Linked DNA regions of Mus musculus: all the other regions are linked to region 4. Evidence: chromatin loops called from intact Hi-C (ENCODE). Cell type or tissue: heart. All regions are shown on one strand. Links, peaks and the distances in the headings refer to the core of each region. The heading gives the core; the rest is flanking DNA.

What was found. Hi-C counts contacts between places; a loop is a spot of excess contacts. Peaks named below come from ENCODE experiments on the same cell type or tissue, not always from the same donor. Only the 100,000 strongest peaks of a DNase experiment are listed, where the experiment ranks them.
Region 1: a loop joins it to region 4, with 3 times the contacts of the local background. A loop is called at or near these places in 6 of 42 quality-filtered maps.
Region 2: a loop joins it to region 4, with 1.8 times the contacts of the local background. A loop is called at or near these places in 3 of 42 quality-filtered maps.
Region 3: a loop joins it to region 4, with 4 times the contacts of the local background. A loop is called at or near these places in 2 of 42 quality-filtered maps.

What each region holds. Positions count from the first base shown.
Region 1 is chr7:141,190,454-141,198,141 of GRCm38, forward strand. Hras (Harvey rat sarcoma virus oncogene) reads right to left here and starts at 3,551. Exons shown (of 5, transcript NM_001130443.1): 1 at 3,387-3,551; 2 at 2,377-2,528; 3 at 1,989-2,167; 4 at 1,678-1,837; 5 at 1-1,014. The coding sequence starts at 2,487. The coding sequence ends at 895. It overlaps Lrrc56 (leucine rich repeat containing 56), which reads left to right and starts at 3,677. Exons shown (of 13, transcript NM_001172064.1): 1 at 3,677-4,164; 2 at 5,455-5,525; 3 at 6,529-6,716. The coding sequence starts at 6,540. In heart, for the core only: no CTCF peak of the experiment used is centred there; DNase peaks (open chromatin) are centred at 2,578, 3,028, 3,648, 4,548 and 1 weaker place; H3K4me3 peaks cover 3,263 bases; H3K27ac peaks cover 2,906 bases.
Region 2 is chr7:140,947,912-140,955,599 of GRCm38, forward strand. It overlaps Ifitm5 (interferon induced transmembrane protein 5), which reads right to left and starts at 2,332. Exons shown (of 2, transcript NM_053088.3): 1 at 2,107-2,332; 2 at 1,047-1,537. The coding sequence starts at 2,298. The coding sequence ends at 1,325. Ifitm2 (interferon induced transmembrane protein 2) reads right to left here. Exons shown (of 2, transcript NM_030694.1): 2 at 6,928-7,262. The coding sequence ends at 7,074. In heart, for the core only: no CTCF peak of the experiment used is centred there; DNase peaks (open chromatin) are centred at 2,420, 3,360, 4,730 and 5,370; H3K4me3 peaks cover 257 bases; H3K27ac peaks cover 197 bases.
Region 3 is chr7:140,938,305-140,945,992 of GRCm38, forward strand. Pgghg (protein glucosylgalactosylhydroxylysine glucosidase) reads left to right here and starts at 3,087. Exons shown (of 14, transcript NM_145387.5): 1 at 3,087-3,339; 2 at 3,981-4,261; 3 at 4,682-4,892; 4 at 4,973-5,408; 5 at 6,341-6,460; 6 at 6,647-6,778; 7 at 6,934-7,045; 8 at 7,151-7,223; 9 at 7,322-7,458; 10 at 7,576-7,688. The coding sequence starts at 4,006. In heart, for the core only: a CTCF peak has its summit at 3,266; DNase peaks (open chromatin) are centred at 1,547, 3,577, 4,267, 5,237 and 1 weaker place; H3K4me3 peaks cover 1,931 bases; H3K27ac peaks cover 2,881 bases.
Region 4 is chr7:140,852,451-140,860,138 of GRCm38, forward strand. Bet1l (Bet1 golgi vesicular membrane trafficking protein like) reads right to left here and starts at 3,933. Exons shown (of 4, transcript NM_018742.5): 1 at 3,771-3,933; 2 at 2,624-2,715; 3 at 2,315-2,371; 4 at 934-2,173. The coding sequence starts at 3,789. The coding sequence ends at 2,006. Ric8a (RIC8 guanine nucleotide exchange factor A) reads left to right here and starts at 4,947. Exons shown (of 10, transcript NM_053194.4): 1 at 4,947-5,104; 2 at 5,395-5,442; 3 at 5,532-6,122; 4 at 6,413-6,504; 5 at 6,989-7,139. The coding sequence starts at 5,021. In heart, for the core only: no CTCF peak of the experiment used is centred there; DNase peaks (open chromatin) are centred at 3,961, 4,911, 5,881 and 6,576; H3K4me3 peaks cover 3,850 bases; H3K27ac peaks cover 3,976 bases.

The sequences.
Region 1 (7,688 bases), core at 1,550-6,549, 340 kb after region 4:
TGATGCCAGGCCCTAGGCACCAGTGGGACCCGAGGCTACACAGATAACATCAGGGCCCTATTTCCATAGTCCTAGAATCTCCATCCCAGGTCAGAGGGCTGCAGGATGTTGGGTCAGGGCAAATCTTACACTCTGTCACTCTTGAGGCTGTATTTCATGGATCCCAGAATGCAGGAAATGTGTTTCCTGCTGGAGACAAGGGATACCCTCTTACTCTCAGAGCCCTCCTCCTCCCATTAGTTAAAGGACAATAGGTCATATCACCTGACTATCCTTGTGTTGCCTATAACTTTCTGCAGCAAACACAAGACAGTTGGGACAGGCAGAAGGGAAGGGCTGTATAGTCCGAGGTCCCAGGCCAGCCTCCCCAGCCTCTTCTAGCACAGGAGCAAGGCAGATGATGGACCCCAGGTGCCCAGCATCTTCTGTGAGGCCACAGGCAGTGCACCTCCTACTTCCAGCCAGAGACAAGTCAAGACCATCAAATAATTTACTGTGATGCAACGTGTGCCCTCACAGGCAGGCGCCCGGAGGGAACTGAGAGGGGTGGAGGACTTGGGTGCCAGTGGCAACAGGGACAGTTCATGACAGTCTGTTCAAATTGTCCATGCGAAGGTCTTGGTCACATCTGTCCACCATCCCTGGACTGGCCTGGCTCCAGCACCGTTTCCTTCCTTCCCGCCTCTTTCCTTCCTTCCGTCGGCACCTCCTCCCTGCATCCGGCACCTCCATGTCCTGAGCCTGTGCCGGGACGGGCACAAAGGACATGACTGACTGCAGGCGGGGGGGATTGGCAGAATTGGGGGAGCAAGGACATCAGAGTGGATATGAAGTTCATCTGGCTAGCTGAGGTCACTGCCCCAGACGTCTCGCTGGTCCCTGCCTCACCTGGTGTCAGGACAGCACACATTTGCAGCTCATGCAGCCAGGACCACTCTCATCGGGTGGGTTCAGTTTCCGCAATTTATGCTGCCGAATCTCACGGACTAGTGTATAGAAGGCATCCTCCACGCCCTGGGGACAGAGGGACTAGATCAGAGAGGACTCTGGGGAGAAAAGGGGTGCTGTCTGGGTAAGAAACTCCCTGCCTAGATCAGGTCACACCCCAACGCTGGAGGCTCCCTTCCTCAGCTGCAAAACCAACACAAATAGGGAGCTGGGCCCTGGCCATCCAAAAGGCACAGGCCACTCTCCTGAAATAGGGTTCACTCCTGAGTATCACTCAAAGTCAGAGCCACTTAACTCAGGACTCTCCCAGACCCCCAGTACGTCTCAAGTTGAACAGCCTAACAACACTGAAGGGCTTAAAACTAGCCAGTATCCACAGGACACTGGGGACAAGAAGAACTAAGGCCCCTGGGTCGCCGCTCCGGCCTGGCTCAGGGCAGCTCTCTCCAGGGACCCCATCCTGCCCTAGAGCTATGTGAACTCAGAACTGCAGGGCATAAGCCCAGACCCTGGCCCTTGCCTCCCTCACAGCCCTGCGGTCTGGGAGACTTACAGCTTGAGGGCCGCTGGGTCACATGGGTCCCGGGGGAGGGGGGATCCCAGAGGGTCCCGGAGCTGGAGCCAGAGCGGCTGCCCTGTGTTGAGGGAGAGCGGCAATGAGCTCTGCTCCCTGGCTGGGGTGGGGTGCGGTAAATCCTTGACTAGCTGTGGAGAGGGAAACAGGCTCACCTGCCGGGTCTTGGCTGATGTTTCAATGTAGGGGATGCCATAGCTGCGAGCAAGGTCCTGGGCCTGCCGAGACTCAACAGTGCGAGCAGCCAGGTCACACTTGTTGCCCACCAGCACCATTGGCACATCATCTGAATCTTTCACCCGCTTGATCTGCTCCCTGGAGGGGGATGGGGTGGATATGAGCCAGCTAGCAGGCTGCAGGCATGACTGTGTCCAGGACATTCAAAAAAAGACATAAAGCCTCAGTGTGCACACGGAACCTTCCTCACGTGTGCCACGGGCTCACGGGCTAGCCATAGGTGGCTCACCTGTACTGATGGATGTCCTCGAAGGACTTGGTGTTGTTGATGGCAAATACACAGAGGAAGCCCTCCCCTGTGCGCATGTACTGGTCCCGCATGGCACTATACTCTTCTTGACCTGCTGTGTCTAAGATGTCCAGTAGACATGTCTCCCCATCAATGACCACCTGTTTCCGGTAGGAGTCCTGCAAAACAACACGGCTTAGTGGGGGTGGGGGGTGGGGGTGGGGTCTCACCTCTCCTCAGACCAGAGAATCCACAGAACCAGCCTACACCCTTGCACCTCTCATACCCTGATGGATCATACCCCATAACACCTACAAGACCTGGGCTGTTTGGTCATTTACCCATGACCACTGCCACAGCCCACCTCTGGCAGGTAGGCAGAGCTCACCTCTATAGTGGGATCATACTCGTCCACAAAGTGGTTCTGGATCAGCTGGATGGTCAGGGCACTCTTTCCCACGCCTCCAGCGCCCACCACCACAAGCTTGTATTCTGTCATAGCTTCTACAGCGGCTGCCAATCCAGGAGCTCCTGCCCCACCTGCCAATGAGAAGCACACTTAGCCAAGGCCCTTGCCACTTGAGACGGCTAATAGATGCCTGACCCAAGGGCCCTCTCCAGCATTGAGCAGGCAGGCCTGCCAGTGGCCCAGTTGATCACCTGTGGCACCTTCAGCTTGAAAAGGGAGGACCCCACCCCCACCCCCCAACCTCCTCAAACAGCACTTAATGGCTGTGTGAGGAAGCAGGGAGAGGCCCCCAAGGCAGGGCTGACAGCTGAGAGCTTCTCCCAACCACGCACCCAAATTAGAAGTCGCTAGGTAGGCAGAAACCCTCAACTGGAGGCGCCTGAGGGCTGAGGCCACCCCCCAAAAAACAGGTCCTGCCACGGCGGCCTCGGCGTGCCCAGGCAGGCCAATGCCAGCCTACAACCGGCTCTGGCCCGCCGGCATGTGGGTGCAACCTACAACTATTTACTGAGCGCCTACTGCATGCCAGGCGCGGTCCCGGCAGCGGGGGGAGGGTGGCTGGAGAAGGACCCTGCCCTCCACTAAGACAAACCTTCCACAAGGGGCCAGGGAGCTTTCACAGAGGGGGGGAAAAACGGCTGAGGGTGTGGGAAGCAGGTGACTACAGGAACGCGAGGGATGGCTGGGAGCAGAAGGCCCTGGTTGGGGCCCAACGCGGGTGTCCTTGTGGCCCCGAGGCCCGAGCGTGATGGCCGCGGGGCGCAGAGTCTCCGGAGGCCCGGGCGGCGCCTCGCTGGGAGGACGGCCACAGGCAGAGCGAGTCCGGCCGCAGAGGCGGGCAGCCGGACGCTAGGCACGCTGCCGGGCCGAGAGGAGCAAGGAAGCACCGATCACCTGCGCCCCGCGCCCCACCCCGTGCCCGCACTCACCGCTTGCTGGCGCGACTGCCCCCGGGGCCGGGGCCGGGGCCGGGGCAGGGCGGGGGCGCGGACGGGCGCCGGCTGGGCCCGCGCATGAGCTCCGTCCGCGGCGGGTGCGGCTCGGGCTGCGGGCGCCGGGAGCGGACGGCGGGGACTTGGCCGGGCCCGCGCTCGCCCCGCCCCGCTCCGCCCCACGCCCGTCCGTCAACTCGAGGCGGCCCGTGATTGGTCGAACTCCTCCGCACCGCGACCTGTTGTGGTTGGCTGAGCAACCCATCCGTCAGAAGCCGAAGCTGGGCGGGGCTTCCTGGAGCCGCGGGGAAGGCAGTGCCGGAACTTGGGTCCTGCACTCAACAGTGATGTCTAGTGCCTAGGTGCAGAAGAGACAGACCGAGACCGTGCTTACGAGCCCGGGATTTCTCCGGAGAGAAACTGGTGCACGCTCGGGTTGCGTTGAGGACCTACTACAGAGCCTCCACCCTGCAGCCTCACCAAAGGCCCAAAGGCCCACGAGTGGAAAGGTCATCCCGACCGGGTATTGGTGTCGGGGACAGTCAGCACCGCGGACGCGGAATAACAGAGGAAGACAGAGTTCGCCGGAACCCCTAGCTGCCTGTTCTCGTAGGTCGAGGTGGAGCAAAGGCTCCATCCTGGGGCAGCGTCGGCCCATCACACCGCGCTCTTCGTGTTTTGGAGAAGACCCCCCTACCGCTCTCAAACTCGAGGTCCCAACACTGCAGAAGCTCATACTGCGTCCATTTGAAGAACGACCCCGAAAGTCAGAAAAGTTGGTATTGGGGCGAAATGAAGTGTTCCACCCACTCAAGCAAGTAGGGTACATCTGTGTCAGACGCAAATGACATGTTTTCAACACTTTTTGAAATTTCAAAGAAACGAATAAGCACGTCCTCAGAAAAACTCAGGCTTTTACTCAGGTCGTGCAGGCCTGGGGTTGCACGCTCACCCCGGTCGCCGCCCGGGGTGCAAGCTCGGCTTGTTCTATTCATCTAGCAGGCAGATAACCGAGAGCTGGCCAGAAGCCTCTCACGGACGGCTCTCTGAACCACCGTGAGTGCCTTCACTGCGTTCAGCCGTCCGGCTTGTCTCTTACTCTAGGGAGCATTTCCACCGGATCTGCCGCGTGTCCCGGCAACCGTTGCTAGGGGGCGGGGCTCATCTTACCGAAGCCCCGGATGCCCGCGGCTCACGAATATTTGGGTATTCAAATGAGCCCCGCCCCCGTTGCCATGGCGCCAGGCCTGCAACCCCATCGCGGTGGTAAAAATAATAATTAAAAAAAAAAGCCCTCACCTGAGAGAGCGACCGCCGCGGTGGAGGGGCCTAGTGCTGCGCCCCAAGTCTTGGGCACTCTGGCCCACCCCTCAGGTGAGAGCCTAGCACCTCCTCTCCATGTCCTTTGTGCTAGGGGGATCCTGGGCGACCCACGTCTGTGGGACAAGACATACAGGACAGAGTAAGCAATAAGTCATGAAGTGCAGTGGAAGGGGATCACTCTAACTAGAGAAATGTATCTGGGAACGGCAGGAAGTACAGGAGTTAGGGGTCGGCCAAACCTGCATGGAGGCCACGGAGGAGGACTAAGAAGAAAGGATATACTTAATGTTCTGAACAGAGTTCTTACCTTAGCCATTGTCTCTTGAGTATAAGATCTAGGGCCAAACACAGACCTCTGTATCTTTAAGGAGAAACAGTTTATGCACTTCCTACCAGAGGTGTAGAGGCACCTGAAAAAAAAGTATGGGAAGGAGTGCCTGCAGGAGAGGCGGGCCCACAGATGATTGACAAGAGCATTCCCAGGCTCCCCTCTGGGAGTAGAAGTAGGACTTGGATCATGTCTTTATTTGCATTGGGTGACCAAGAGGGACCCTGGCTGAATCCTCATTGTAGAAGCTTTATCCTCCATTAGAATGGTTACAGGGAGTTCAGGGCCAGGCCTCCACCTAACATCTCCCCCATTCTTGTACCTGCTTGTTTCTGGATACTGTGACCTTGGCCAGCTCAGGTACCACAGAGTACAGTGATCTAACCAGGAAGCTAATCTAATTCTCTTTTACAGGTGTTACATGTAGACACATGTGGCCCCCTTGCCCGGATGTTTGACCTACAGCAGGAGCCGGCTACCTTCAGGTACTTAGTCAGAAGACTGTGTGGATGGTTGGAGGTAATGCCTGCTATCTTGATCCTAAACTTAGACTCATGAAACCATTAATGAAGGCAGATCCACAACCATTGTCAGGGGCAGCTCAGGGAACTGTCAGTAGCCACTTGCTGCTGGTCACTACAGGCATCTTGTACAGTATCCCTAGCCTCACAGCCTTTTAAAAAAATCTTTATCTTATAAGCGTGTGTGTGTGTGTGTCTGTGTGTGTGTGTGTGTGTGTGTGTGTATGTGGAGCCACCCATCATGGATGCTAGGAATCAAACATAGGTCCTCTGTAAAAGGAGCAAGTGCTCTAAACCACTGAGCTAGCTTTCCAGCCTCAACTCACAGCCTTTGTGATGCCCCCAGACAGCAAAGCTTGGAGCTTGGAGCCGGTGCTCATTGTGTGGACAGTGTGGGAAACAAATATAGAACCAGGGGCCAAGGAGATAGCTCAGACAGCAAATTGATTGCTTTGTCTACATGAAGACCTGAGCTTGATCCCCAAAATTATCATACAAAATGCCAGGCATGGTAGTGTGAGCTTATAATCCCAGCACTGTGGAGACAAAGCTTAGCTTACTTGGTGAGTCCCAGGCCAGTGAGAAACCTTATCTCAAAAGAAGAAGATGGCACCCCAGGAATGGCACCCAAAGTTGTTCTCTGGCCTCCACATACACACACACACACACACACACACACACAAATTGTAAAATGGATACATACATCTCTTTTTAAAAATAGAGAAGCAAAGGGACGGTATCAGCCAAATTGGAAAAAAAAAAAAAACTGAACAGAAGCTAGGGCGGGGTATGTGTGCTATCCAGTTATCTAGACCACTGACATTGCCTGGGGCCCCTCAGAGCAGGTCCAATCAGGCTGGGAAATGGGAGGCTGATGGAAGATCAGAGTTAATGTCATGGCTTTGTGGGCCATTGTTGTGAACTAGAATCTTGTAAAGGAGACTTGGCCCTCTGCTTCTCTTAACAGGTTGGACTTGGATGGACCCAGCCTGGGATGGATCCCAGGGGTCTCGACCAGGCACAGCTAGTATCCGGGTACGGGAGCTGAGCTGGCAGGGCCTAAACAACCCCCACCCACAAAACAAGAGACTGGGCAGCCATGGGGATATCCATAGGGAGCGGTGGGTGGAGGAGCGCCTATCCCCTGCTCGACTGGTAAGTGATTGGGGCCTGAGGCTCTGCCATGGGTCTGCATGAAGTGACATCTTGGTACCCTTTCTGCCTATATCTAGCTTTCCCTCCACTAGTTCTCCCTGCCTTTCTACCCTTAGAGTCCCTGCCAGTAACCCCCAAGTGACAGACGCAAGCATCCCCAGGCATTATCACAAATGGCACTGTTGGGCCAGGATTCCATAACTATTGGCTGAGGCCTGTACTCAAGCTGACAAGAAGTCCTTTACTCAAGAACTAATATTGCAACAGGGAGGACAAAGAGGTGGCATAATGGGATGCTGGGAGGGCAACTGGGGTCCATGGCCCCCTACCAAGGCTAGAGTTCCTGTCTCCTCTCAACCTGCCTGAGGCAGGGTCTGACCTTGGTACACTGACTACATTGGCAGCAGGTAAAGCCTTTCCTCCAAATCTAGTGTGAGAGCCCATTGGTTCACCTCATCCCTGAGTCTAAGGCTTTATAGAGTCCACCTGGGTGCCACTGATGCTCTCAGTACTTAAGAGTTTGCAACTTATGCATAGTGGGCAACCACGAAGGAGAGAATCTTGATGGATGCTATCACCCAGGACCTCCTCAGAATAACTGGTTAGCCTGCTAGGCCAGAGCCTGCATGTGCTCCCCAAGGTATCCACTGGTGCTGTAGCGTGCGTGGCCCAGTTCTAAGAGACCATGGCAGCATTTCACACACACGAGTGTCTTGTCTAGTCCATCTACAAGAACAGACAGACCAGTAGGCCCCCATGCCTTGACTTCCAGCATGAGTGTTTTTGTATGTCCTCTGGCCCAGTATGCAGCGGCTGGATGCTGCTCAGCAGGCCTCTGGGCTCCAGCTGCATTGTTGGGTCTGTTCTGAAGATCTCATCTGGAGACTGGCACCCCAAGTACAGGCCCTTCCCTGGCAGCACTCCTTCCCTGATAGTCAAACAGTTACAGTCTCTGCTCACATCATGCCCACC
Region 2 (7,688 bases), core at 1,230-6,229, 95 kb after region 4:
TGTGTAGGTGGTCACTTCTGTGCGTGTGGTATGATAAGCTTCTGGGGTCGTGGAGGGTGACAGAGCCGGGCACAGCTGATCGGGTCTAGCCTAGCAGTCTGGGGCAAGGGAAGATGCTGTTTCCGCCTCACTGACTCGACCACACACTGTTCTTAGCGCTGGGGCACAAAGCAGGCAATCCCTCATCATAGAGGGTGGCTGGCAAAATATCCCATGTTTGGGGACATCTACTCAGGAACACACAAGTCCCTGTAGCCAGCAGGAGTTGACCTTCTCGTGAACTAGACCAGGGGCTCATGGTCAGCACACTGTCTCCATCTTTATCTAAGCACACTGTCCTTGTCTCTGCTCCATAACAGGACTAGTAACCCGCACTAGCTTCCTCCCCAGCCCCAAACACACGCAGGTCAGCAAAAGGTCTTATCTCTTAGGCTTGGCTCGGAACACTGTCAGTAGCTCGGAGCTCCTCAAGGTCGGCTGTTGGCTACAGGCATGGAACAGGATGCAGAACTGCCTAGAGTCTCTAAGTCGGGTAGCTAAGCAGAGACCTTCGTGGAAGCCAGGGGCATGTGACACACAGAGAGGAGAAGTGACTTGAGAACATTCACTTAGTGCCACTGCCTGTCTGCCTCTGACCATGTGTGAGTGGAAGAAAATGAGGGGAGCAGGCTGTAAATGTCTGTGTGTCTCTGTGGATCATGTTGCTGTCCGCTGTGAGTCCAGTATCCAGTCCCGCATAGGAAATGGCCCCTGTCTGCCTTCCGCACAGTCCAAGAAGACCACTGTGGCGGATGAGGAGTCAGGGCACACCCTCACATGTTCTCGGACACAGCCCATCAAACCACAGGGCAGTGGGAATCAAAGGCCTGCGTTCCCGAACTTCATCCTAAAATACTCAGGCTCCTCCACCCCAGAAGCCACAGGCCGCTAAGCAAAAGCAGTAGTCGGACAGCCAAGCTAACAGAATAAGATAACTGGGGTTGGCCAGATGAGTTGGTGCTGGGGCTCCCTACACAACTACCACCAGGAAAGGAAGAGCCCACACATTTCTGGAATCTGCCACTTTTAATCGTGAACAGAGGCTCGGCCTGGTAAGTGGGGAAAGGGACAAAGCCAAGCACTGAGGACCCTCTAGGTTATAAGTTAAGTCTGAGGGATCTGAGTGGGGCAGCATCAAATACACATCGTGGACAAGAGGGCCGCCTCTGAGGTCACGGCTGGGCAGGGATCGAGGTGCTATAGTAGGCTGTAACTCCCAGGAGCTGGTGTTGGGCACAGCTGACCTGACATGGTTGTCCTCGGTTCAGGGACAGGCTCGGAACTCTTAGTTATAGTCCTCCTCATCAAACTTGGTGCTGAAGAAAGCCGCAGAGTCTTTGGCTAACTTGGACAGGTGCAAGGCGCCAGTCACCACCAGTCCCAGGAGCAGCAATGGGGGCACCAATGTCCACATTGCAGCCAGGATGTTGTAGCACTTGGCTTTGGAGCCATACTGCCTTGCAGCCTCCAAGTTCCCAGCCATCTTCTGGTCTCGGGCCTGCAGGGCAGCACCAGAAACAAGATGTTAACATGTTCATGGTGTCTAGGGGACCCCCCCTCCCCCGGAGCAACTGTAGAGCACAGGCTAAACTCTAAATCTTGACGGAGGACTCTGGCTCAAGGAGACATATCCCTCGGCTGGACCTAGTTCCTTCACAGGCACAGTTTGGCCTCTGGCAGGGTCCTAACCATAGTCTCAGCATAAATAAAGGCTGCAGGTAGAGATTCAGTGGCCATTCTGGGTCAGCAGCACCCTCTGAGAGCCTCCTAGGGGAGAGGAGTCCTATGAGAAACCAAGAACTCAGTGCTATTCGGGAACTACAGTGGGAATTCCTCTATGGGCAACCTTTAAGGACTTTGCCCTTTGAGGGAGACTATATAGCCAGACCTTCCTTTCCTGTGAACAGTGCATACACCCCTTAACGGTCCCCAAACTTGGTGAGGTACTGTGGCTATGCCAACAGACACCCTCATATACTTTTGAACACTGCCCCCTCCTTCCCGGACTCCACATCACCTCCCCCCACACCACACTCATTCTCCCATCCCAGAAGCCTTGAAGCCAACCTTGACAGAGTGGACCAGCGCCAGGAATCCAAGGCAGCACAGATTCAGGTACATCGTGCTGAAGACAGACCAGAGCATGTGATCTCGTGGTGTAGGGCCAGGTGTTCCCATGGAGAGGGCTGTGTGGGCTGCAGCATCAGCCTTGCGGGATGATGGAGCCCGGGGGTCCTCACGGGGATATGAAGTGTCCATGGGTTCCAGCGCCGTGTCTTCCTAGCTGAGACTTGTCCTCTCTGAGCACCAAGCCTGCTTATAGCCCCTTGCTACCCTCCCTGGCTGACCAGCTCCACCCGCTATATATATCACAAATTACAGCCTCAGCCTGCCAAATAGAGTGGCCCGCCCTTGCACCCCAGCGTCCCCCGCCCCTCTCAAAAGACCCCATCAAAGGCCCCTGCGCCACATGGGCAGTGGCTGTAGACCACCCACCAGAGTCCCGCTGCTCTCTCTACTTCACAAAAGGCTGTCCCAAGAACACTGGCTGCAAACAGTTCCATGGCAGACACTAGGGCTGAGAAAACATGGGGCTGCATCAGTTTCAGGCAACAACCAGAGCTCTCAGGTGTGGCTGTCCAGCAGCCATGGGTGAACTGGGTGACCTGAGAGGGGGGCTGGAGATGAAAAGGAATGGGGTGAGAGAGAAGGATGAAGCCAAGACAAAGTTTCTGATCAAGGCTCCAAGTTTAATTTTCATCACTGTGTTTACAGAGGGAAAGCCCACAGACCCCATGCTTTGTTTCAGCTGGATTATGTTGCAGAGCTAGCTCAGTGGGCAGTCCACTCCTGTAGGAAATTGCAAATGGAGCGAGGCCACGGCTAGGCTGTAAAACCATTGTGGGTCGGTTTAGCCTACTCAAGGCTGGGGGAAGGGCACACTCAGGATCAGAGCTGCATATCCCTGCCAGAACTCAGACTCCAGGCTTTGACCATGACCCCTGCAGACATGCATAAATGGGACCTCAGATTCGTACCTGCTAGAGATAAAGGCTAAGAAGAAGACAGCAGGCAAAGAGGAATAATGAAGGAGACTGCCTCCTTCCCACTGCACACTGTAGGAGGCTCCTCCCCACTCCCTGTAACCAGCACTCTCCTGCTCCTGGGCAGGTAGATCCTCTTCAGTCTCCTTAGCTGTTAGGCCTGCCCTTCCCAGTCCTAAAAATGTGAGTGGAATCATTTCCTTGAGGGCTCAGATACTTGCATGTGCCAAGAACTCAATGCATGTCCGGCAGGAAGTCTAACTCCAGGCTCGCATGCCAAGAGCCTCCTCCGTAAAGGGGACCTCAGTGTCTTCCCAGCTCAAATCCTGAGCAAGAGCTAAATCCTTCACACCACCACTGCCCAGCCTCCCTCAGCTGCTCCTGCTCACGCCCACTCGGATCAATAAACAAGCGAGCAGTGCAGGGCCCTCGGGATGGTACGTGAACATGGAGGGAAGACCCCTGACCTGATGTAAGGAGGCTGCAGTGGGCAGGGAGGATGAAAGGGACCTAGTCAGAGCATCTGACTCCCAGATGACTTTCTCCAAGGTCCCTTGTCATTTGATCTCCTCCAGTCTGGGGACATATGGGTAATATTTGGAGCCTAGGCCTATACCTGCCACGCTAAGTGCCCATACATCAGTGCCTTGGTCTTCATCATCTGTGTAGGTGCTGTTTCTGCCCCTTCTGTTAATCTCAGAGACCTCTTTTTAAAAATATTTTTATATATATGTAGGGAGGGGCGTGTATGTACCTATGAGTGCAGATGCCCACAGAGGTAGTGTTGAATTTCTAGAGCAGCAGTTACAGGGGAGCCACCGGAAGTGGATACTAGAAATCAGCCCGGGTCCTCTTACAGAGTAGCATATGCTCATAACTGCTGAGCCATCTGCTCAGCCCTCCTTACAGAGGACAGGTCTGCCCTCTGTCCTGCCCTGGCTTCCTCGTGAGGTGAGCTAGAGAAGGCACAAGAACAAGAGCAATCTGCCATGGTGGGGCTGACACAAACTCAGACCTGGCTTCTCCCAGGACATGTGACTACTCAGACGAAAACATGACCATCCCAGACTAAGCAGATGAGCTCCGCCTAGCCTTTGCTTCATTATAATCATATCTTCATAGCCTCAGAATTATAAAATCTCTCGCTCCCATTATGCCTGAGGACAAAGGAGGGATGGGACTGTACTGGAGAAAAAAAAAAAAAAAAACCCTGACATCTCAGGGATTTCCCTCCTATTACCCCACCTTAACTCATGACTAATCAATTCATTCCCCCCCCCCAATAAAAGCTTAGCCATAGGCCAAGAACGGTGGCGCACACCTTTAATCCCAGTACCCAGAGGCAGAGCATGTGGATCTCTGTGGGTTCGTAGCCAGTGTGGTCCACATAGTTCTAGACCAGACCCCTGCCTTAAAAGAGAGGGAGAGGGAGAGAGGAAATGAGGGGGGAGGGGGAGGGAGGGAACGAGGAGGAGAGAGAGTATGAATTTTCAAAAACCCAGCAGTTGAAACTATCCAGAAGCCTCCTCCCAGCCTTTGATTACATCCCTCTATCCAAAGTGTAACTTCTTCCCAGTGCTCCTCTGGTTCCTGACGGTGCCAAGAACCTAGAACACTGAGGTCTCGGCCATGTGTCTGAGAGCTCCCAGTCTTCACTCACCAGCAGCAGATGCTCCACAGACGCAACACCCCCTGACACCTAGACCCTTACTGCATCACAGATATTACACTTACACGCCTGTCCAGTGAGACTTTGTAAAACACATCTGGTTCTAAGTGTGGCGTATCAACCTCTACTGTTACCTCCACCACCGTCCTGTTGCTATCTGACTGAGGGGAGAAGGACCCATTTTCTGGCCTCCTGCTTAGGGCAGATGGAACCACAGTGAGAGTCCGGGAGCACTGAGGTCTACTTTAAGAATACACTGTGTCTAAATTTTCTAGGCTCTAGAGCACCCCGTCTGTCTGACTTTTGGGGAATGAGAACAGGGCTGGCCCTGAGAGATGGATGGGCCTTGGCACCTTCAGAAGCAGTTGATGACACCCTGGTCCTTGTCTATCCTATGGCCCACCACTTCCTGTCCCCTGAGCATTCCACTCTTCTATGGGGCTGGTTGTATAGACGTCCAGTAGCAGGTTGGCAGGGCAGCATCCTCAGCTCTAGGTCCACTGCAGAAGCCAAATATCAAGACCCGTGACGTGGTGACAGATAGGACAGACCCCGAAGTCTCAGGGCTGAATCCCTGAACTTGAGTATCTGCTCCCTCGTGGTGGAGGAACTGCCCTGGGCCCAAGAAAGTTCCTAGGCCTCTGGGCACCCAGGGTATCAGCAGGCGAGTTCTCTTCCCAAGAGGTTCCCGCGGCTTCAGGAAGGTCTTGAGGTCAAGTTCTGTTTAATTCCTTCCTGTGGACTGTAACCCTCCGTCGAAATGCACAGCCTGTCCTAAGTCTCCCTGCTGATCCACCACCCAGTTCCCCTGGTCCCTTCCTGCCATGCGTGCATCCACGAGAATGAAAAGCATCCCTCCTCCTGGAAACTCTCACCAACTCGGAGGGAGTCAAGAATCCCAACATAATTAACATTTTCTGAAACCTGCCATTTTCGAGAGATCTCACCAGAGACTCTCTGCAAAGCCCAAGCAGTTCCTGGTTTTCCCTCATCAGTGTGGTCTCCATCCAAAGCCCTGCAGTCGCTCTATAGCCTCGGCTATGGAACGAGGAGAGAGAAGAGTTTCTTAGCACCCTGTTAAGCAATGACATTCTAAAAAGCTTCCCCAAATCCTACATAGAGTCACCCCTAAAACACTTAGCAGTGACCCCTCACAAGCCCACACTCCTACTCCTGGGTGTGCTTTATATTTTACCATGGGCACTGTTTCGAATAAGCTCCAACTTCTGCCTGCTATTTTGGGAAATTCTCTTTATGTCAAAAGCACGTTGAGATTTCTAAAAGATTAAAGGAACTCCCCAAACTGGCATGACGTAGAAATAAGCTGACCCCCTTCCCGGCAGCTGCTCTTACTTCCTCTTAAAAACCATACTTCTAATAAAAAAACAAACAAACACCACAGGCCTTCCCCTTGCTGAAGTCGCACAGGGCCTTCACCTGCACCTCTATGGTAGGGATCACTGTGCCACGCCCAGGATTTTAGATAAATTCAAATCATCATGGTGGTTAGGGAAGCAAGGACCCAAATCCTGCAGACACTGGAAGCCCAATCTGACTTTTTGGTGCCAGCCTTGGGTAAGCAGAAGTATCCTTTAGAAGGAACTCCAGGGATGCAAGGCATGTTAGCGGGGTGCCAAGGCACACACAGCCTCCCCCCTAGGAGAGGTGGAACCTAGGAGCTGTGAGGCCAGCAGAACTGTCATGTGGTCCTCCTACAAGAAACCTTCTAGAGTCCCCACCCACTCCAGGTCCCTACATAAGCCTGAGTGTGGGGAAGGAAACAGTGAGGGCAGCAAACTTCACAGCACCCAACTTTTGTGTGCGGGCCAGCTCAGGAGCTTGAAGTCATATCCAAGAGGCCACCACAAAAAGAGGACACATCTTGGCTAGGGATTTCTTTTCCCCTAAAGTAAAGGACTCCGGGTGTCTTTCACTCCTAGGCCGGAGCCTCCTTTGCCCAAAGTTCTGCACCCTTCCTGGGACCCCCGGGAGCACGGCCTCAGCGTTAGATGATCCTCGGATCCCCTCTGCCTGGATCAGGCAAAAACCCACAGGTCGGCTGCTGCCCATATCTGGAGACCAGAAGCCTGACAAGTTAACGACACTTGCTCTCCTCAGACAAAAAGGATGCAAGGTGAGCTCGGTACAGAACCAGAGAACAGTGAGTCACAGCCAGAGTTGCCACCCCGTGCACTTTATTGAATCCACTGTGGACAGATAGGTGAAGGTAACATTTGCATACGCGTAGGGTAAAGGGTCGAGGCTTGAGCCTGGGGGCGGGGCAGGGGCGGGGCAGATGTGGACCGTGGAGCACAGGGCAGCTAGAATCCAGAATGGGGTGTTCTTTGTGCAAAAGACTGAAAGACTACCACAGAGGTGGTAGAGAAAATAATGATGCAGATAATGACCATAAGGATGCTGAAGATCAGGGAGCTGATATTCAGGCACTTGGCAGTGGAGGCGTAGGCCTGGGCTCCAACCACATCGCCCACCATCTTCCTGTCCCTAGACTGAAGGAAATTAGATGTAAGGAGCCCTGGAGCTGGCCAGCTGAGAGCCAGGTGCTCTGGCTCCATTTCCCCAACTGCTCCCTGCCCACTGTCTCACTCCCTCCAGCCGGGAAACCCTCCCCTCTTTTCACACACACACAAACACAAACTATACAGTAAGCTCCAGCATTCGCTGCATACCTCACTTTCCACACAGATTAGGGCCCCAGTCTAAAGGGTGAAGGGGTGGGGAAAGTCTGGCCCCAGAATCCCCAGGCAGTTTCATCCTGTGACTATCAGAAAGTCTCCAACACCAGAGACAGACAGTGCGCGCGCGCGCGCGCGCGCACGCACGCACGCACACACACACACACACACACAAATAGGAAGGGTGCACACACACTTTCTTACAGAAAGGACCCCACACTCACACCTCGGTGCTATCTG
Region 3 (7,688 bases), core at 841-5,840, 85 kb after region 4:
GGATTTCTGAGTTCGAGGCCAGCCTGGTCTACAAAGTGAGTTCCAGGACAGCCAGGGCTATACAGAGAAACCCTGTCTGGAAAAACTGAAAAAAAAAAAAGCTTTTAAAAAAATATTAAAAAGAACCCCAAAAAGGGACCCTGATTTCCCCCTATATCACTCTGACCTCTAGTGAAGCACTGTGGCACATAAACAAAAATAAAATCGGGCAAAAGACATGACCCAGAGGCAAGAGCACTTGCTGCTCTTCCAGAAGATCTTGGTTTGGGTTTGATTCGCAGCATCTTCAGTGTGGCTAACAAGCACCTGTTTCTCCAGTCCCAGAGAATCCAGCGCCCTCTTCTGCCCTCCATGGGTACTGAACACACATAGGGAACAGACATCCATGCAGCCATACATTCATACCCATAAAATAAAATCTCAGAAAAAAAACAAAAACAAAAACAAAAAAAAAACAGAAATCTCTTCCTACCAGGAACCCCATAACTACCACAAGTAGCACAGACCCAGGTAAGAGCAGGTCTCACCCCTCATCAAATGTGAGGGTGCAGTAAAGAGACTCAGTGAAGCCCCAGGGCTGAAAGGGGAAACTTTATTCCACACAACCAAGGCTATCGCTTGGGAAAGCAGAGAATGGGGTGGGAGAGGCATATATCTCTAGAGTTATAAGAGGGGAGCCTGTGAGCTGAGGTGACTTTGGGACTCTGTGAGTAGGAACTGAGGGACCCTAGAAGCTAGCACAGACTGTAATATGCTAATAGGGACCACAAGCATATGTTAATGGAACAGTCAGAGGTCCCTTTTATCCAAGTAAGTCCTCCCTTTAGCAAGCAAGGACTGTAAGAATATTGGCTTTTGTCTATGTGCCAGACTTTGGGAAATGGAACTTCTTGGCACCTGACAAGAGGAGGACATTTTGGAAAGCCACAACTTGTCAAAATGCAGAGGGTAACTGCTGGATGGACAGCCCCAACGGATATATTTATAGCATAACTCCTGCACTTAAGGCTCAGGATACATCAAGGAACAGGGCCAGGGAGGGGCTTGTAAGAGCCTGATGACCAAGCTATCTTCTGTGAAATTATGCATTCATGCTGTGTTGGGGAAGCTACACCCAGGAAATCTGAACAATTACAGATGCCTAAAGACTGCACACTTTCAACAACAACTGAAGTATATATAATGCCAGGAGGTGGTATATAGTGGGCCCATGCCAAGGTATGCCCGTGTGTAATTATGCCATGCAACAGATCTGGTGTAAAAGAGGTTTCCTGGGGAAAGGAAGAGGAGTGAGGACCCGGAGCAGGGGTAAAGACAGACAAGTGGACAGGCAGACAGACCAGGGCAGAGCCATGGGGGAGGGGGCAGTGGGCGCAGAGAGGGACAGAAAGGAGAGAGGGAGCGGGAGCCGAGGGGGAGGGGGAGGAGAGGGGAGAGGGGGAGAGCGAGGGAGAGCAAGAGAGCAGTCCATCACCTAGCAGCGCTGGCCTTTGCTAGGTCCCTGGGAGGAGCCTAGTGGAAGCCAGCTAGCTAGGGAAAGCTCATGGGGCCCCTCCCCTAGATGAAGAGCTACAATCAATTAACTATTGCAGAAGGAGGGAGAATTAGTCTTCCCCGGGGATGAGCCTCTTTTAGACCTGGGGAAGGAGGAGGGGTGGTAGGGATGGAAACAAACAATTCCTGAGTGTCTGATTAAAGCAAGCTGTATTTACAACTGGCCAGCTGGCTGTCTCTCCTAAAGTCAGGATTTCAGAGAGCAGCCCCTCACTGGCTTTTGAGGTTCCTTTTATGGAGAAAGGTTAGGGCTGATAGAAAACAGATGTCGCGATAATTGGCTGTTAGAAAGGAGGCAATAAAAATAAGTGCAAGAAAACATCACGTGGAAAGGGAGTCATCAAGGTATCTAGGAAGACATTTTCATAAGGCAAAAGGATAGTCGTATCACAGGTTCGGGAGTTTAGCAAGGCAAAGGGGTAGGCACACATGATGGAGTCACAAGTTCAGCACAGGTTGGAAAGCAAGGTTTGCAGGATGCATCAGGCTTAAGAAACAGAAACGGATTCTTGTAGGAGACTTAATAACAATGTGTAACAATGTGGCTCTTTAACATCAACCTGGCACCTGTTCTGGTTTACACCTCCTATTGGTGTTCCAGTACCAAGTGGTCAGCCCCATAAACATATACTCAAATGCAACCCCATAAACATATACTCAAATGCAACACTGAACAGACTCACAGGTGGTGTTTATCTATTTATTCCTTATATGTATATGTAACAACAATGGTTTAAAAAGAGTCCCAGGGGTTGGAGAGATGGCTCAGTGGTTAAGAGCACTGGCTGTTCTTCTGAAGGTCCTGAGTTCAAATCCCAGCAACCACATGGTGGCTTACAATCATCTGCAATAAGTTCTGATGCCCTCTTCTAACATGGAAGTGGACGTGCAGATAGAGCACTCATTTACATAAAAAGCACACATTTAAAAAAAAGAAGAAGAAAAGAAAAAAGAAACTCTTCCAAAAAAAGAGGTCCTGTGCCTGGCAGTGGTGGCGCACTCCTTTAATCCCAGCACTTGGGAGGTAGAGGCAGGTGAATTTCTGAGTTTGAGGACAGCCTGGTCTACAGAGTGAGTTCCAGGACAGCCAGGGCTACACAGAGAAACCCTGTCTGGAACCCCCCCCCCCAAAAAAAGAGGTCCTGTGAATGTGGGTGGGACATACATGGGAGGAGTAGGAGGAAATGGTGTAATTATATTTTAATTAAATCAAAATAAATAAATACTGCTCAGTGTAGTGTGCACGTCTTTAACCCTAACACTGAAGAGGCAGAAGTAGGTTGGAGCTCTGTGAGTTTGAGGACAGCTGGGTTTGCATACCAAGAGTCAGGCCAACCACTCAAAAATAGGATAAAACATAAAAATGAAATAATTTCCCTAAATAGGAAAGGTCCCGTGAGCTAAGGGGAAAGTCTGAAAAGCATTCGGCTGTGGAACTTTTACACAGCACCCACTTCTTTCAGGTTTGCATGAGGTAGGCTTTTCTTACAAGCATCCTGTTCCTTAAATAGCCAGGGTCCTTTCTAGTCACTAAACGTCACTGTAGAGTGGTATCTCAGGTCTGTCCCAGCCTTGCATACATCTTAGAGCCAAAGCTCAACTAACCCCTAGTCCTATTGCGTGGTCTCTTCCCCAAAACCATGACAGTTTCCCAGGTCCCGCCTAAACTCAGACCCGCCCACCTGCCACGCGGCAGGGCCGCTTCTTCTTCCTACCGCCAGGGGCAGCTCGCACCCACAGAGCCTTCTTACACCCGGATCCCCGCACTGAGTGGAGAGGGCAGCGGTGAGTTACAAAAACAGCCCACACTCTTCTCCAGCCCGCCCTCACCCTCTTTCACTGAGTACTCTGAACTCTTTTTCGTCCCTTTATTCCCTAGTCTCTCTTCCCGACAACTCGCGATCGATCCCCCTCTCCGCACCCCACCCCTACACGGGCTTCCTCTTTCCATTTCCTGGGCAAGTCCCGCTACTCCCCAGTTGCGGCCCCACCCCACCCCATCGTCGTCATCCACCCCATCCGGTCCCTCCTCCCCAATCCCAACGCCTCTCCTTGCTGTCCCTCTCCAAATCTCCGGGTTCCTCTTCCTCCACCGTCCGGCCTCACCCTCCCTGAGGATTTAGGGCCCGCGAAGAACTCCCTGATTCCTACCTCAGCAGTTCTTACTTAAGGAAGCTGGCTCAGGAGCTCACAAGAGGGAGGTCGGCGGTGGGTGCTGAGAGAACTTGTTTACAGATTCACTTGGGCTCCTGGCAGTCTTCTTAATTTAAGAATGTTCTTGGCGCCCGCAACCCTTACTTAGGGTAGCTACGCAGCTAGCCCCCGACTCCCCTCACCGCCTGTGGGGATTGGCCAAGTTTGAGGGTTTACTGTGAGTGTGCGTGTGGAGGAAAGTCCAGCTAGTCACTGTTAACTGTCTCCTCCAGGCCGTCTGGGCTGAGGCAGCTTTCCATGGACGGCTCTGAAGATGACCCGACCATATTCAGTGCCCGTTGTCTGCCCAGTGACCCCAGGCTCTGGGCCACTGTAACGAACTCATACCTAGGTACACGTGTGTATCATGACACCATCCATATAAACGGTGTGTACAATGGAGCTGTCGGGGACACTCACCGGGCCAGTCTGCCCAGCCCCCTCAATGTCCAGCTGGAGGCCCCTGCAGGGACAGAACAGCTGACAGAGACCTTTACCCTGGACACCAACACAGGTTAGCTGTCACCAACCCGTGCCAACCTATTGCTCCTCACTTGTCCATGAAGCTGGGAAAGGGGCCACAACCACCAATGTGTGCCTCAGGCCTGTAACCTTGGCACTGGTACTGGGAAGGTTGAGGCGGGAAGACGGAGAGTTGGAGCTCAGCCTCCAGTACACATCAAGATGCATCACAAAAATATGTAAACACATAGCCTTTAATTTAAGGAAGAAGAAGAAGAAAAAAAAAAACATGAAAAAGCCGCCTCCCAAAATGAGGCCTGTGTGGTTGCTCTTGCTTTCTTTTCATCTGGGTGGGCCCACTACACAGTGGGGAGAGGCAGCCTGAGGTCTGAAGGACCCCACTCCCAGCCCAGGAAGGTAATGGTGCTCTGTGGTACTGAGAGTGTGTCTGCCTTTCCCCAACCCTCCCTAGGTTCCTTCCTCCACACCCTGGAAGGCCCCAGCTTCCGGGCTTCCCAGCGGATCTATGCTCACCGTGTGTTACCCCATGTCCTGGTCTTCAGTGTGTCCATTGCACGCTTGACCACAGGGAACAAACCCATCACAGTGCCGTTACGGGCAGACTTCTCCCCCGAAAGCCCAGACCTGGACCTGCGTGTGGGGCCTGACTTCCAGGGACTCCGGTAAGAATCACACTGGGTAAATCTAGGTAGCCCAGAGAGCAGAGCGAGCCCTTTCTTAAGACTCAGCTATGCCCTTGCAGGTACCTGCATGGCCACGTACTTAACCCTGAGCAGCCTGGAGAGCCACAGCAGGAAGTGCATATGCTATGGATGCCTGTCCCCCCAGCCTTGACCCTTGGGGAAGAGGAGAAGGACAGGACCTGGGAGTTTCTGACTGTTGTGGGTAGCAGCCAGGCTGAAGCCCAGGACTGCTTTGCTGAGGCCCTACAGCTGCAGACCAGGGGTGTTCTGTATACAATCCATGCAGACTCCTGGGGCCGGCTCTGGGCAGGCTGTGGCCTGGATGTGGCTGGGCCCCTGGCCCTGCGCCAGGCCCTTCGTGGCTCTCTCTACTACCTGTTCAGTGAGCTTCCCCAGCCTGGCACTCAAGGATTCATCAGCCATGGGCTTAGCCCCGGAGGACTCTCCAATGGGAGTAAGGAGGAATGCTACTGGGGCCATATCTTCTGGGATCAGGTACATCCTACCCTGCACTGGTTACACAGGGGGAGTTGCATGCAAAGATTCCGGGCATTGCCTTTGCACTACCTGAGATCAAGACCAAACATGGGAGCTCTAGATAGGAGGGCTTCCTGGAAGAGATGGTTGGTTTCTCAGAAGAAAGGTGTGTAGGAATGTGGTAGAAAAGAGTGGTCCAGGTTAGAGCAAACAGAAGGCGCAAAGGCTGAGGGTCTGCAACATTTGAAAGCAGAGAAGGGGCCTCATAGCTGGCTAAGAACACCAGAGCCTCAGAGTGAGCCAGGTGCAAGCCTGGAGCTTACAAAAGGACTGGAAAAACCATAGAGACTGTAGAAGAATGATACAAGGAGAGATACAGTCTGGGAAGATTTGGGACTGTCAGGAGCAGCTGGGTGCGGGGGAAGCAAGGGCTGGAGAAGGCAGTACTGTAGGTTGTAGCCTATGGAGATCAGCGGCCACTGCGTGAGGGAATAGCGAGAGGGAAGGCTCGAGGCCACTCCCACGTCTGACACCTTGTGAAGTCTGCACAGTGGCCCATTTGACAGATGAAGTCAAAGAAAGCTGAGGTCAGGCAGCCGGAGAGCAAGCTCTCCCTAGAGGCGTGATGCAAACCAGTGCTCGTGCCCGTGAGCTTCTCCTGATACTGCCCCGGCTGAGGACCAGACCTCTGGGCTGTCTAGGCTGGAAAGATAGCGCTGGAGTGGGCAAGCTGGGGAGGCCCCAGGTGGGTGTGAGTGGGCATGAAATGAGGGATCCAGGGAGAGAAAAAGGGAGAGCCAGAGGGTAGGGATGGAGGAAGCCCCCAGCTGCCTGCTTGGCTGTGTGTCGTCAGTTGGAAGCCTTGGCAGGGTTGAATGTGGGCAGTCCATAAGAGTAAGGGAGGGAGAAGGTATGGACTCCTGTTTACCCTCAAATGGTTCGTCCCTTAGGACATCTGGATGTTCCCAAATATTTTGATGTTCCACCCAGAAGCCGCCAGGGCCATCCTAGAATACCGAGTCCGTACGCTGGGAGGAGCCCTGAAGAATGGCCAGAACCTGGGCTACCAGGTAATGAATGGGGCCTGGGTACCATCCCATAAGCCACTGCCCCAAGGTCTTTCCAGTGCCATTCAGTGCCCATGAGAGCCCCATACCTCCTCTTTCCTTTCCTCCACAAAGGATTGCCCCTCTGGTAGGACTGGACCGCCCCCTCCCCAGATCAAGGCCTGACCAAGCCATCCTCTCTCCTCACAGGGAGCCAAGTTTGCTTGGGAGAGTGCAAGCACTGGCCTGGAGGTCTGCCCTGAGGACATTTATGGGACCCAGGAGATCCATATCAATGGGGCTGTGGCCTTGGCCTTTCAGCTGTATTACTATTACACTCAGGTGAGGCACTGTCAGGTGTGTGCCCACGCACCTCACGAGGCCACACTCCACCCCAGGACCCTAGGAAGCTGTGTGAAGAGGGACTTTGGAAGCCAGGCACAGTGGCCCTCTTCCGTGGGTTGTGCCTGGCCTTTTGGCCTGTTCTCATTCTCCAGGACTCGAAGCTCTTCCAAGAGGATGGTGGCTGGGATGTGGTCAGTTCTGTGGCTGAGTTTTGGTGTAGCCGTGTAGAATGGAGCTCCCAGGACAAGATGTACCACCTGAAAGGTGAGGACCTAAGAGCGTAGTGCCCAGCTCACCATGGGCTTACCATGGAACAACATGTCCTGAGCCCCTGCACTAACTGTCATGTGGCCCTGTGTGACCGACCAGGAGTCATGCCCCCCGATGAGTACCATTCAGGAGTCAACAACTCTGTCTACACCAATGTCCTGGTCCAGAACAGGTCAGAAATATAACTTGCCCTTCACTTACCCATAGCCTCCAGCATGGCTGACAGGGCCCAGTCAGAAGCCATGCAACTGTGGTTTGTCCCCTCACCAGCCTGCACTTCGCTGCTGCTTTGGCCAAGGACTTGGGTTTGCCTATCCGAAAACAGTGGCTGGAGGTGGCTGATAGGATCAAGATACCATTTGACTCTGAGCAGAACTTCCACCCTGAGTTTGATGGCTATGAGCGTGGTGAGTGGTACTGACTCTTCTAAAGGCCCTTGCTTGGTCAAACCCCCCACACTCACCCTGGCACACTCTCATCTCTTTGATCAATAACCTATCCTACTACCCCTTCCCCCAAATCAGGAGAAGAGGTGAAGCAGGCAGATGTTGTGCTCCTGGGGTACCCAGTCCCCTTTCCCCTGACACCTGACATCCGAAGGAAAAACTTGGAGACTTATGAGGCCGTGACATCCCCC
Region 4 (7,688 bases), core at 1,691-6,690:
CTCAAAGTAGCTGAGGTGGGCCCAGGGTGGAGACCCAAGGGGAAAACTAGCCACATTTGGGGTTGCGGTGGGATGGGAAGAAGAGAGATGGCAAGGACCCTGCTCTAGAGGAAGTTACCCCCAAAAGCTGAAAGCTAGATCTGGTTTGCACCAGAAAGAAGAGAAGGCACTGGCTGTTGCAAGTGCCTGAGGAAGCCAGGTGTGGACGCATGTGTCTGTAATGTCATCAACATTCAGGAGCCTAAGGCCACAGGTCAAAGCAGCCAGGAATGCACAGCAAGCCATCATCTCCCAGAAACAAAATCAGCAAAGTGCCCTAGGGTCTAGCAACATTCCCACAAAGTAGAAGTCAGCAGCTCACAGTTCTGGGAGTCAAAGCTCAGGCATGCTTGCTGTTGCTCTAGATGGAAGAATGATGCCAGCAACTATTACCATGCCTGGTGACAAAGCAGAGGGCAAAGCCAAAGCCCTGGTCCACAGATGCTGAGACACAAGAATGAAGTGCCTACAAAGGGAGACCTCAGAATGAGGGTCAAGCTAGAAGAGCCCAGCAGGAAATGTGTAGGGCGAACAGCAAAACCACAGAGCAGCAGTGTGGAGTGAGCTGCACCTTGGGGGTGAGGGGTGGGCAAAACAAAGGATGGGCACTCCTCCTTCAGAGGGTTTGAGGCTCAGGCAGACACAATGCAATGGCTAAATACATCTAAGGTCAACGTGTTCTGAGAAAAGCTGCTTGCTAAAGGAAGAAGGGGATGGGTACCTAGTGCTACAGCAAGTCATGGCTACCGGCATTAAAAGGCCAGAGTATGGCAAGATCTGGCTTCACTTAGAACTCAGAGGGAGTGGTTATGGGCCAAAGAGCCTCATGGTATGGCCGGCCTCATAGGCACAGTGAGCCAGTGTAGGAAGAGGGAGAGACAAGAACACAGACATAGAGACGGGCACGGAACTTCATAGCTCGTCTTAAAGATATTTTATGTGAAGACACAAAGTGCTAGGTCCTCATAAGCTGCTGGCCCTGTCAGCCCCACAGGTCGATTTATGTGCAAATGGGGCTGGCCAAGGCAGCAGGGAGGGCCGGCAGAGCAGGCAAGTCTGTTGAGTTATGCAACGAGGAGGTGGCTCAATCTCCCTCACACCGAGGGAGACTGGCTGTACAGGGTAGGGCAAGGTTCAGTACAAGGTCAAAAGCTCCCACTACACAAATGCTTTCCTAGGTGGCCTCCGGCCCCATAAGGATCCCCAGCAGAGAGAGCACCCCAGCACGGCCTGGCTCTGAAAAGCCACCTGGTACAGCTCTCTGTCTGTCTGTCTGGGGATGGAGACATCTTTGACACTGATAAGATTCTCAATCCCAAGGACACACACATCTGTGCCTGTGCTCCTGGACACCTGGCCTTGTGGCCCAGAAGGATCTTAGTCCAGTGCCTCTGGACTGCAGTCCACTCCTCTATCCACGGCTTTGCCTCTTGCCAGTGACTGGTGGGTACAGCCTGCCCAGGTCCACTCCTCATCAGCAGCCTCAGCCAATGACCATCATCTGGAGAGGGCTCACGGCCATATTCCCTTCTGGTGTCAGTTTCAGACTCTTCAAGGACACAGACACGGGTTTAAACCAGGCATAAACAGGTTAGGGCAATCCAGAAGGCCCTTAAGATCCTGGCTTCTGAGGAGTGTGGCCGATGGCCACAGTGGGCCCATTTGGGACTCACAGATGCTTTGCATAGACCTGGCTTGATCTCACACAACATGGCTCTGGCTCTGCCAGTGTCTTTAGCACCAGGGAGTGGCATTGGCTTTTGCCTTTTTCTTCTTCCTTCATACACAGGACAAGCCAAGATGAGCTCATTATGACAGAGGCAGCTGCAGTCGTCCTGACTTAGGAAGATGAATGACCCATGATGATAATTTCAAAGGGATTTTTTTTTTTTTTTTTGTAGTCAGGTCCTTAGGAAACCAGGATGCCAGGTGTACAAGAGCCTGGCTGCCCTTGGCTCCCACTGGCTCACGTCCTTGTCCTCGACAAGAGGTAGGAGAGGATGAAGAAGGCCACGATTAAGACCACAGCCATACCACACAGAAGCTTCCGGTTGTCTCGCCCAGACCGTGCCATCGTGGAGAAGCGCTTCACACTCCCCGTGAGTAGGCCAGTCACACTTGTGAAATCTGAGTCCTGTGGGAGAGACCCAACAGGGTCACATAGAGTTGGGACCCTTGACTACCCAACCACACTAGCAGCGAAGACCCAGCAGAGCAGACGGCAGGTGGGCGGAGCTGACTATGATTTGTACGTACCCGTACCGCGGGCACTTACCATGCCGTCTAAGTAACGGTTCTGGTCCTCTGTGTCCCTGTCGATGTCCAAAGCCAGCTGGTTGGGATACAGAAGGCACCGTCAAGCAAAGCCACAGAGAGTAGTGCCCACCTTCCCTTCAGACCAGCTACATTTTACCCACGACTCTGAAAAGTACCTATTACCAGAGAAAGCTAAAAAAAAGGCCAAGTTATTACCTGAAGCACTTCTCCAGTCAGCAATGCCCACAGACAGCACACGGCCTCCTTCCTCCCCTCTCAGCCCCACCCACCAAAGTATCTCACGGAAGGGAAGAGGGCCACCACTGACCGATTTAAGCCTGGTCACCTTGGAGGCCAGGCTGTCAGCCATCCGCTTGTTCTCTCTGTCCAGAATGTCCTCCACAGCACCAGAGCTCTGAGCTGTGAGAGAAAGAGGCGGAAGGATAGCATTCCCTCAGACATGTGGTCCCTGATTCCTCACTCCAGTGGAGACATCTAAGCGCATTCCCCCATATACTTCTGCTAACTTAGCACGTCCCACCCTATGCTCCAACAGGCTGACCACCTACACATCAGACATGTAGCATGGGTCGTGTGAGAACCTGTGTGCATGCCCAGGCAAGGACGGGCTGGGGAGCCTGAAGATCCAATCAATCTACATACACGACCCTGCTGTATACTGTTCCTGAACCGAAGTGAATATTGCCTTAGCTGAAATTGTCATCTGAGGGTGTGGGGCCGGTCTCAAAGGGAAACAGTACTTTCTGATAGGGACCATAGGGAAAACAGAACAGCCGGTGGCACAGCAGGTGACAGGAAGGCTGTGTGGGGAGGACTTGGAAATCAGATCCAAGGTAAGTGTAAGAAAGTCCTTCTACTGTAGAAACTACCTCGCCCTATGTCTGCAACCCACACAGAATCTCTGGAATGCCCAGAGCACTGTGCTCGTGGAAACCTAACTCCGATGGACAGGGACAGGTAGTTGAGAATCACCCCCCTAAGTGTGACTAGCACCGATCTGAAGCATAAAAACCACCCACCCAGCCTCGATGTGACCCACCTAAGGGGAAGGCCAGCAGCACCAGCAAACAAGTGCGACCAGACTCTGAAAGACAGACGGCTGTGTCCTACCGACCACTGCATAGTCATCGTTGTGGGCGAAGCATCAGTATCACAACTGTCACACTGAACACAGGCACGGGGGCGGGGAATGTGTGTGAACCGAGGCACTCAGGCCCCTCATTAGTAAAACCCTGCTTGGACCCTCTGCTTCCAGCTCTTGGCATCAACCACACACAAAACTGATGGCATGCCGGCTTGGGTTCCAAGGCAGCGCCAGGCGAAATCCGGCCCTGTTTTTCCAGGGATACGTAAGCGCCACCCCACGCAGGTCCTTCCACCGAGAAACGAGCGATGTCTCCAGCTCCAGACTTAGACTTCCCCTCCTACCTCTACTGCCTTTCAAGTGCTCTCACCTCGAGTCCAATCTGCCATCGCGCCCTCCAGGGTCCCACTCAGGGAATTCGCAGCACAGCAACGGACGTGGCACCAGTACCCGGGTCTTCCGGTTCCGCCTCCGGGCTAATAACTTCCGGGAGAAGGTTCTGAAGCGGAAGAAACAGACCTGGAGTGCTTCTCGGGAATGTAAATAAGGGAAGGGCGGGCCACCAGCATTCGGACCCACGGATTGGTCAGCAATATTAGTCCTGCGCTGTGGGTGTTACTCGGAGCAGGTGTTCAGACCCAAATTTGGAGCAGAGGCTAGGAACCAGCTCAGTAAATCAGTCGGATGCCTCTGGCGCTGCTAAATCCAACTGGATGGGGAGGACAGGCAGACCCGAAAGAGACTGGTGAAGGAGACGGCCGGGGCCTGCCACTGAGTAGGGGCAGAGCCGGTTAGCACGGCGGGTGACATCATCCACTGGAGCACTGTTTGTATGTGTCACTGTGGGGCACCGACTCAGCTAAGTGGCGTGCGGACCTGGCTCCCCGCTACACAGCGCTCCTACGCTTCTAACCTCAGACACGCCTCGGCTGGCCGCCCCTCCGTTGCTCCTCTCGCGGGAGTGGCTTTTCCACGGGTGTTCTTCACTTCCTTCTCTGCAATTTTCTTGAGAATAACCGTATTACTTTGGTGGCTATTCTTTTTAGATAGGTCTGCTAGTTTCTGCCTCTCGAGTGCTGGGATTTAAGAAGGCGTGCGTCACTATGCCCGGCTAACCACGTGCATTATTTTGACCATCCAAGTCGTTGTACTTCTCTTTCCCTATTCCCTATGGAAGATGAGCTCCAAGGCCTGGATCGCGAGAATCGTCTTCCCCAACTGATTAAGCGGCCAGGAGCCGGCGCTCCCTTTTTTATCACAGTACGGGGACAAGAGCGTAAAGAGGACGGTCCACGCGCGGGCCAAGCCACACCCCACTCCCCACCCTCCCATCCCACCCCACCCCCCGCCTGCCAGGAACTCGGGCTAGAGAGGAGGGCTCAAAAGGAGGACACTGCCTGGCTGGTTAGCTAGCATCGCCGCTCCAAGACTAGCCGCTCAGCGACCACAGCCGGGTTGCTCCACCTTAAGTCGGAGGCGCCTGTACACACCCTTGGGTTCGGCTGCTCTCCCAGCATCCCTCACGCGTGGACGCCGGGCTTCCGGACCTGGGCGGAGCCCCGGGGTTTGGCCGATTGCGTCTTCCCAGCCCAAGCCTTCCAGCACCCGGTGCCAGGGGCCATGGAGCCCCGGGCAGTTGCGGATGCCTTGGAGACCGGAGAGGAAGATGCGGTGACAGAAGCTCTGCGGTCGTTCAACCGGGAGGTGAGAGGCATCCGGCTGCCGAGGAAATTTCAGGAAGAGAGGAAGCAGGGGTGTGCGCGCAACTCGGCTGGGGTGTGCGTGCGAGTGGTGGCAGGGAGCACGGCGGTGGGTGGTGGGCTGGTCCCTCGGGTGGCTCTGTGGTGGCGTGTGGTGGGGCAGGTGTATGGGAGGCTAGGGTGGGCCTTGCCTTAAGGTTCAGAGCGATGGATGCTGCTTCAGAGGTCTGCTCTGACTCGAGGAGCACGGGTCCTACCTGCATGTGGATCTGAGCCTCCTGGGTCTCCCTGCAGCATTCTCAGAGCTTCACCTTCGATGATGCCCAGCAGGAGGACAGGAAGGTAGGTGTCAGCCCCAAGGGCTCCTAGGGCAGGCACGGGCTGACCCCAAGAAGAGGGCCTAGTGGAACCACTTTTGTTCGACCCCACAGAGACTCGCAAAGCTACTGGTCTCCGTCCTGGAGCAGGGCTTGTCACCAAAGCACCGTGTCACCTGGCTGCAGACTATCCGAATCCTATCCCGAGACCGCAGCTGCCTGGACTCATTTGCCAGCCGCCAGAGCTTACATGCACTAGCCTGCTATGCTGACATTACCGTCTCAGAGGAACCCATCCCACAGTCCCCAGACATGGATGTCCTCCTCGAGTCTCTCAAATGCCTGTGTAATCTTGTGCTCAGCAGTCCAACAGCACAGATGCTAGCAGCAGAGGCTCGCCTGGTGGTGAGGCTAGCGGAGCGTGTGGGACTGTACCGCAAGAGGAGCTATCCCCACGAAGTCCAGTTCTTTGACTTGAGGCTCCTTTTCCTGCTAACAGCCCTTCGCACGGATGTGCGCCAGCAACTGTTTCAGGAGCTGCACGGTGTACGCCTGCTGACTGATGCGCTGGAACTAACACTGGGCGTGGCCCCCAAAGAAAACCCTCCGGTGATGCTTCCAGCCCAAGAGACGGAGAGGGCCATGGAGATCCTCAAAGTGCTCTTTAATATCACCTTTGACTCTGTCAAGAGGGAAGTTGATGAGGTAGGTTGGAAGTCTTGGCTGAGACTCAGTTCGGGTGGGACAGTTTGCTTCCCTTTGTACCTCAGCTTGCAGGGTATCAGATATGGCGAGGACTAGAGGATGGTGTAGGCGGGAACTCAGGGAAGGTGCCTGAGCCGCACTGTGCATGGGGTTGCAGGTGGGTATTCTCCACAGTGCTTCAGGTGGCCAAAAGCACCACATGTGCTGTGCACAGCGTCTAGGGATCAACTCCATGTGGCCACAAGAACAGGGGTTCGATCTCACAGGAGCCCCTTTCTGTCTTTGGTTAGGAAGATGCTGCCCTTTACCGGTACCTGGGGACTCTTCTGCGGCACTGCGTGATGGTTGAAGCTGCTGGGGACCGCACAGAGGAGTTCCACGGGTGAGGGGTAGGGCTCACAATGTTGGGGACGGCAAGAGTTCCTAGGTATGGGTACAGAAGTCCTTAACCCTAGTTGTGAATCAGAAGCACTTGGGGGCCCAGGCCCCACCTTTGACTTCATCAGGGGAATGGGGCACCAGTGTTGTTTCCAGAGAGCCTAGGTAACTCAGGTATGGCTAAGAGAAGAGCTATGAACTTAGAGACAGGGCCTTAGGCGGAGGCAGTATGGTCTCTTGCTGGTGCCTCTGCTCATCTCAGGTTCGAGAGATTGTTTGGCATCTCAGCTCAGACATAATGGCCCAGATAGCGTCTGCAGAATCTCCCCACCAAATTTGAGTTGGGGTACCACCTGCCCTTGCCTATAGTCTATTGCTTTCAGTGCAACCCTTCGAGCCCATCCATGTGTACCCCAGGAGAAGGGCCAGGGAGTGTATCTGTGCTAAATATAATTACTGTGTCGAGGCCTCTGTGTGTCTGTCCCCAGCCACACGGTGAATCTCCTGGGGAACTTGCCCCTCAAGTGTTTGGATGTGCTTCTGGCCCTGGAGCTCCACGAAGGATCCTTAGAGTTCATGGGAGTTAACATGGATGTGATCAGTGCCCTCCTCGCCTTCCTAGAGAAACGTCTGCACCAGGTAGGACTGGGGGCCTGCTACGTGGACACCCAGGGGCTCGGGCACCTGTTGTGACTGCTGTTTCTGAACCATTGGTACTGGCGAGTAGAACTCAGCTTGACGATATATCGTGGACAGTTGCTCTGACTGCTCTGTGGTGCAGCTAGACGGTGGCCGCTCAGTCAGGCCCTCGCAGAAGCCTGCAGATACACTGTGTGTGTGAGCCCTCCTGCTGCTGATTACCAGAGGAGAGCAAGCTTCTCGGGTCCCAAGGTGAAAGGTAGCCCTTAGGTCTCTGTGGCTCTGCTAAGTGGTTCTCAGAAGCCTTTAGTTCCCGCTTCCAACCGTCAGGCTCCTCGTGTTTCTATACATGGGCAGCCAGAGGCGACATTGTCCCTCTGCATTTTTTTGGTTTTGTTTTGTTTTGTTTTGTTTTCAAGACAGGGTTTCTCTGTGTAACTCTGGCTGTCCTGGAACTCACTCTGTAGACCAGGCTGGCCTCAGACTCACAGAGATCTGTCTGCCTCTGTCCCCTGAGTGCTGGGATTAAAGATGTGTACCGATACCACC